Regions from separate parts of the Mus musculus genome. Here region 2 is linked to region 1. Evidence: chromatin contacts called from ENCODE Hi-C or POLR2A ChIA-PET data. All regions are on one chromosome and are shown on one strand. Each heading gives the region's core, a stretch centred on a gene start or an enhancer-like site at or near the end of the contact. The rest is flanking DNA. Distances are from core to core; before and after follow the strand shown. Region 1 holds the start of Isg20l2 (interferon stimulated exonuclease gene 20-like 2). Region 2 holds the start of Prcc (papillary renal cell carcinoma (translocation-associated)).

What was found. A loop is a pair of places that touch in the nucleus more often than their neighbours do. ChIA-PET counts read pairs that join two places held with the same protein, here RNA polymerase II (POLR2A).
Region 2: a map of left cerebral cortex shows a loop between it and region 1 (10-fold over the local background). The contact joins the promoter of Prcc here to the promoter of Isg20l2 in region 1. A Hi-C loop is called at or near these places in 13 of 37 maps with a recorded cell type or tissue (Patski, T-helper 17 cell, gastrocnemius and 4 more). POLR2A ChIA-PET finds 5 or more read pairs at or near these places in 4 of 5 experiments (Patski and embryonic stem cell).

The regions. Positions count from the first base shown.
Region 1 is chr3:87,928,490-87,931,993 of GRCm38, forward strand. Isg20l2 (interferon stimulated exonuclease gene 20-like 2) reads left to right here and starts at 1,825. Exons shown (of 4, transcript NM_177663.4): 1 at 1,825-2,122; 2 at 2,842-3,504. The coding sequence starts at 2,995. Rrnad1 (ribosomal RNA adenine dimethylase domain containing 1) reads right to left here and starts at 1,706. Exons shown (of 8, transcript NM_153562.4): 1 at 1,367-1,706. The coding sequence starts at 1,477.
Region 2 is chr3:87,883,869-87,887,008 of GRCm38, forward strand. Prcc (papillary renal cell carcinoma (translocation-associated)) reads right to left here and starts at 1,694. Exons shown (of 7, transcript NM_033573.2): 1 at 1,007-1,694. The coding sequence starts at 1,474.

The DNA.
Region 1 (3,504 bases), core at 575-3,074:
CCCTAAGCCATCTCTCCAGCATGACCAATGTCTCTTTTCTTTTCTTTTTTTAAATCATGCATCACTAGCATGATCTCACCACAGCATTAACAGGTAACTATTTAGTAACCTGCTATTTTATGGTCCAGACAGCTGTGTATTTTAATTCATTCATTTGTTCTTTTAAAATTCTGGGGCTGTGGGGGCCAGGTATGGTGTCTATTATTAAAGGATCCCAGCACTCAGGTGGCAAAGGCCAGAATATCTCCATGAGATATTTCAACATAGTGAGTACCCATCTGAAAATAATGAACTAATTAAGGAGCAATTAAAAGCCTTGTTAGGAAGCCGGGCGTGGGCGTGGTGGCGCATGCCTTTAATCCCAGCACTCCAGAGGCAGAGGCAGGTGGATTTCTGAGTTCGAGGCCAGTCTGGTCTACAAAGTGAGTTCCAGGACAGCCAGGGCTATACAGAGAAACCCTGTCTCGAAAAAACAAAAAACAAACAAACAAAAATGCTTTTAACCACATAGCCATCTTGTTAGTCCTAGACAAACATTTACCCTAAAACAGCGGTTCTCAACCTGTAGGTTGGGACCTCTTTGGGGGTTCACACTTCAGCTATCCCGCATATCAGGTATTTACGATTCATAACAGTAGTAAAATTACAGTTACAGAGTAGCAACAAAAGATACTTTTATAGTTGGAGATCACAACATGAGGAACTGTACTAAATGGATGGATGTAGGATCACGAAGGTTGAGAATCACCCCACCCACAAGCCTTGCTGGTGCTCTTCTGTGTGTGTGGGGGGGAGTTGGGGGGAAATGAGACATGTCTCAACACTCGTTAAGCTGGCTGCAAGTCAAGACAATTCTGCCTTAGTCTTCTGAGGGGCGAGATTACAGAAAGGTAACTTTATGTATGTCTGCCCTGTTTTGTTTCCCTCCCCTCCTTTTTTAAAGTAACATCGTCCAGTCCAGGCTGCCCTAGAACTTGTTTTGTAGCCCAGGGGAACCTTTTACTCCCGATTCTCCTGCATCTACTTCTTAGGTGACAGGATTACAAGGGTACACCACATTTGGCCAAGCACTTCCTCTTCCCCAACCCACTCTTTATTGCCTTTAGTGGAGGATATCCTATGGAACATCTCGTTTCTCGTATGTTTCTATGCAACTGTAGCATGGCCAAATGTTGGTTGTGGGGTTTCAAATGAAACAAACAAAACTTAAGTATTAGAGTCAGAAGGCTGGGTGAAAAGTATTCTAGTAGTCAACGCGTTCCTTATTAGGAAGAGATAAAAGCTGTCTCCACATTTTCTCTGCAGTGGGCTCCTATTCACCCCCCGCCCCCCAAGAAGCACCCCGCCCTCAGCCCGGTGGCCTCACGATGATGTAGGCGTCCAGGATGGAACGGTAGTGAGCTAGGACGCGGGTGAGGTCCACAGCCAGTTGCCTTCTCTCCTCATGCGAGAGGCCATGGGCTGAAACGCCCCGCATCCTGTGGCGTGAAATGTCGGTGCAAGGAGGGAGGAGGTGAGGAGACACAAGGTCGGTACCACGAAACCATGCAACCCAAACCGGACTCAATTCTGCACGCCCGACGCAAAGCAAGAACTCCGAACCCGCCCGACGACACCTCTCAGGGCGATCCCGTCCTATTACAAATCCTTAGAACAAGGCGCACTTGCCCAACGTCACGACTTCCACTGGGCCAAGCCATTTGCGCAGCCGCAGGGGACTCGGAGACGTCACAGAAGCGCGCCCAGCACCAGCTTACGGCGAGGGGGTCAGCTGCAGGTCCCACCCTCCCTCCCGGAAGTGGGACCACGGTTCCGGCGCACTCTGTTCCGCTTCCCGCGGCCCACCACCTTCGAGTTGTACCTCCACGGGGCCCGAGGGGCCGGGGAGCGCATCCCGCCCCCGCCCCCACCCACGCCGCCGCCGCCGCCACCGCCGTTCCCGCTGCTCACGCACTCCGAGTCGCTGGCCTCGCTGCCTGAGGTGGGGGCGCTGCGGGCGCGTGCGCGCCGGCCGCCTTCCCGTTGTCGCCCGCGTTCTTGCCGTCCCGGCATACGTCGGCGCGCGCCTGCGCCTGCATCCGGCTTCGGACGCTTGCGATCTTAGTGGGGAACCAACTTGGAGGTAGGTGTATAGGGTGTTCGGGAATAGTTCGTGGATCGTCAAGAATGTGGTGGCCGAGGTGGCTGGCCCTCCACTGTGTCCTTACTGTGGGAGACAGGTAAGGTATGTGAGGAGATCGCCCCCACGTGGAGCCGAGGGAGCGCGACACCTGGATTTGGTCTTCATTTCGTAGCACGCTGAGAATTCCTGGGTGATCCAGAGGGTATTTGTGTTGTTTCTTCTCACCACTGGTACTTAAAAGTCTCATCTGACGCCCTTGTTTTGACTTCATAGACATGATAGAGTCGATCTCCGTGGGTCCCACATCTTTTTATCCGCAGCCTCAGCACCCTCATTTTATGTAATTAGATTTATTATTTGTCTGAGTGTTTTGTTTGTATTTATGTATGTGTATCGTTTAATTGCCCGGGGCCTGCAGAGATCGGAAGGCATCTAGTTTTTTCTGAAGCTGGAGGTACAGATGCTGTGAACTACTACAACGTGGGTGCCTGGAACTGAACTTAATATCTCTGCGAGAGCAACAAGGTTATAACTACTAAGGCGTTTCTCCAGCCCCAGCATCTTTAGTTTTTAAAATGGCACAGAGATCCGGAGAAGGGAAATAACCCTTTTAAGACCAACCTAAAGGTGAATTGTGGAGGCTTCAGTAGTTAGCCGGGCTTTGGGGCTTGTGGAAGTTATCACTTATGTCTTCCAGAACTGATCTTCTTTTCTCTCAGGCCTATGGTGCGGGAATCAGGATTACTTTGTCCCCAAGGCTGATTGCAGACCTCCACATGTTGAACTATGGGATTCCACAGAGGATGAGCCTCTCATCCTTTTGCTATCAGTGAGCCATTCTTCCCAGCTTCCTCCCACCATCCACTGATCTCATGTCTACCATACTCCTGAATTTAGACTTTGGGCAACCTTCGAAAAAGGCATTTGGAGGAAATGCCAAACATCAACGCTTTGTCAAGAAGCGAAGGTTCTTGGAACAGAAAGGATTTCTGAATAAAAAGAACCAACCCCCTAACAAGGTGTCTAAGTTGAACTCAGAACCTCCAAAGAAAGGGGAAACTTCAAGAGTAGATGGCATTTTGAAGATCCTTCCATGCCCAAAGAAGAAAGAGGCAGCTGCCTCCAAGAGGGACTCAGAGCAGTCCAAAGACAAGAAAGCACCATTGTCTTGGCTGACCCCTGCTCCTTCAAAGAAGACTGCTTCTGTTGTGTCTAAAATAGATTTGCTAGGGGAGTTTCAGAGTGCCCTTCCAAAGACTAAGAGCACCCAGAAGAAGGGCTCCAAGAAGAAGTCCTTGAAAAAGAAAATTGCTACAGAGAACTCCACCCAAGCTCAGTCAAAGGATAAAGGCTCCAAGAAGAAGCCCTTGAAGAAAAATGCT
Region 2 (3,140 bases), core at 444-2,943, 45 kb before region 1:
AGCATGCACAAAGCCCTAGACATGAATGTAAGCTGCATAAAGCAGGCATGGTGGTGTTCAGCTGTAATCCCAGCACTCAGGAAGGAGATGGAGGAGAATCTGGAGTTTAAGGACAATCTTAGCTACTAAAGTTGAAGCCAGCCTGGACTACCAAATCCTGCTTCTATAGGTTGTAATCCCAGCTACAGGGGAGACTGAAGCAGAACAATCTAAAATTCAAGTCAGTCTAGACAATCTAGAAAAACCATTCCTCAAAATAAACAATGGAAACAGGGCTGGGTTTTGTAGCTCAGTGGAAGAGCATTTACCTACTATGTGTGAGGGAGGCTACAAGTCCAACTCCCATTGTGTGTGGGGGTGAGGGAGAGGCAATACTCAATTTCTTATACCAGGGATAGTGTAATACACTTTTTAATCCAGCACTTGGACTCTGAGACAAGAGGATCACAAGTTGAAGCCCAAGCTGAGCTACACAGTGATTCAAGAAAAGCCTGGGTTACAATACTAGAACCATGTCAAAATAAGTAAACATTCCATCTCTTCTCTAACTCCACTCATGTCCTTTACCTCCTTCCAGCCTTCTTATTTTAGAGATGGGGCAAAGGATAAGGCTGGTCCTGGATGTTCAACAGGAGCACTTTAGTCCCACCAGCTGTCACTTCAGGCGCCACTTTTAACCTGCCCTCAATATGGGAAGAGAAGCCAACTGAGATAAAGATGCTGAAAGGGAAAGAATTGTCTCCATGCATGCGCCTTAAGCCTGTCAGTACCAAGGATACCACGCATCCCTTTCTGCAAGGAAGTCCCAGGTTCCAGAATGCCTCATGGCCAATACCCTAACTCCCCAAAGCAGGCAAGTTCAGGTGAATTTAACCGCCTTCTAAGAGGATTCCAGCGGCTCGGAGTCAACGGATGCGTTTGTCGAGCTCCATTATGGTTACAAGTCCCTCCTACCCCTAAACTCCAGCCCAATGGGACTTGAGGTGCCCCCCCCCTCCATACTCACATCGCCCTTCTGCAGCTCCGGCGCCGCTATCCTAACCGGTTCGGTTCTCTTCTTTGGCTTGGGAAGGCCCAAGGGGGGTCCGACACCGCCCACAGCTGGGGGCAGACTGAGCCCAGGGCCTTGAGGCGATGGCAGCCCCAGCCCCTCTCCAACTCCCGCAGCTTCAGCAGGGCTCACTCCTGCAGGTGGCGGGAAGCCGCCCAGGCCAAAGGGCAGCGGCGGAGGCGGCTGCAGTCTGGGGTCTCCGGTGGGCGGGGGCAGCAGGAGCGGCGGGGGGAAGGCTGGGGCCAGCATCTGGGGGGGCGGGGGCAGCAAGGCCGGGCCTTTGGGTGCAGGAAGAGAAGCGAACAGGCCTCCTAAAGTGGGCCCTGGCATAGGAGCCGCCACATCCTCTTCCTCCGGCTCCGGCTCCGGCTCCGGCTCATCCGGCTCACTATCGTCGCTGCTGGCATAAGCAACCAGAGACATGGCGCCTCCCGCCTTTGGGACGCCCTTGCTGGCAGACTAGGCCTACTTGAGACCCGGGATGTCCCGGCGGCCTAGTAGGCCCTACCAGCGGGCAAGGCGGGGAACCGAAAAGCGCCTCCTGCTCCGTGCTCTAGAACTATCCCCGGCAGGAACCCATGGCTAGGGTTGATTTCCACCGAGTAAGAATTCCCGCTACACTTAAGCTCCTAGCACCAAGCAACTACACACACCTAATGGCCGCCGAGTCACTCCGCCTACTACTCACCTCACAGACTTAAGAACTACAATTCCCAGAGAAGACTTTAGCAACAACCCCATTCTCTACCTCCGGGAACTCAGTGCAAAGCATGGCGGGAATTGCAGTCTAAAGGTGGCGTAAAGGGTGCGCAGAAAGACTGAGCGAAAGCTTCCTCTGATGCAGTGATTCCTGGGATTCGTAGTTTGTTTGTTTGTTTGTTGTTGTGTGTCCTTTCAAGTCCTATGTTACTACAAGCCCCATGGATCAGCGCGGTAGCACGTAAGCATTTAGAGCATTTCGGTACTTGAAGTTCCTCAGAGCAGCTAAGGATTATGGGAGCTGTGGTACCCTTAGAAACTGCAAGTGTTGTCGGGAAAGTGATGAAGTCTGGGAAAGTAAATAGCTTAAAGGGAAAGTTACCTGTAAATAAAACAGTGATGCTTCCGAGTCGACCTGGGTGTTAGAACAAAGCACCCCAAGAAAAGACAAAGCTCTAGGGTACGTTATAAAATTAAGATTGCGAAGCCAGAAAGAAAACGAGGCCGCAGGCATCTGAGAGCATGGCAAGGGTGGTGTCATGCACCTTGAATCCCAGCACTAGGAAGTCAGACGCGGGCGGAGATCTGTGAGTTCGAGGCCAGCCTAGACTATGAAGTGAGGTCCAGGACAGCCAAGGTGACACAGAAAATCCTGTCTCTGTCTCACAGAAAAAAAAAAAAAAAAAAAAAAAAAAAAAAAAAAAAAAGAGTCAGTGCTCTTAACCAATGAATACACCAGTATACATCTAGTAACAGTACACACCTCCCATGAACGCTATCCCCATGAGTGTGGGGACTTGGGCTCCTTCCTCAGCAACTAGTGAGAAGCACGGGAAACTAGGGCAAGGTATTGGAGAATTGGAGATTAATCACTTTACCTCAGTAAAAGGACAGACTATGGCCCGGTACACTTCCAAGTTCTTAGGGGTTGATCACCTGTGCCCACCCTACAGTGCATGTGTCTTTGGCATTCATTTCTTGGCTGGATGTGCTGTCTTCTCGGCCTTTGCGTATGGCCCTCATATCCACCCACTTTTACTGCAGGCTTTTTCACATACTGCCCGTCTATGATGACGTGCTGTGCAACTGCTCTTCCCTGGCTCCCTGTGATTCTGGATCACTTCTGTCACCCTCTAACTGAGGGCCCTCTACTTGCCATGTCCTTTATACATGAACCCATCTCTCTGTGGGTACCTCCCTGCTCCTAAGAGCAGAAAACCTTTGAGGTCAGCCAACAACGAAAGAGCTGCTAGAGTTTGGCAGGGAGGAGGCTAAAGAACGTGGAAAGGGTGCTTTGAGCGAAGGATGAGGATTGTAAAGACTGTGAAAGGATGTGGCTCTTCCTCACCAGCCTCCTCGCCATGTGTCTGAACATTTGGCTTCATACACA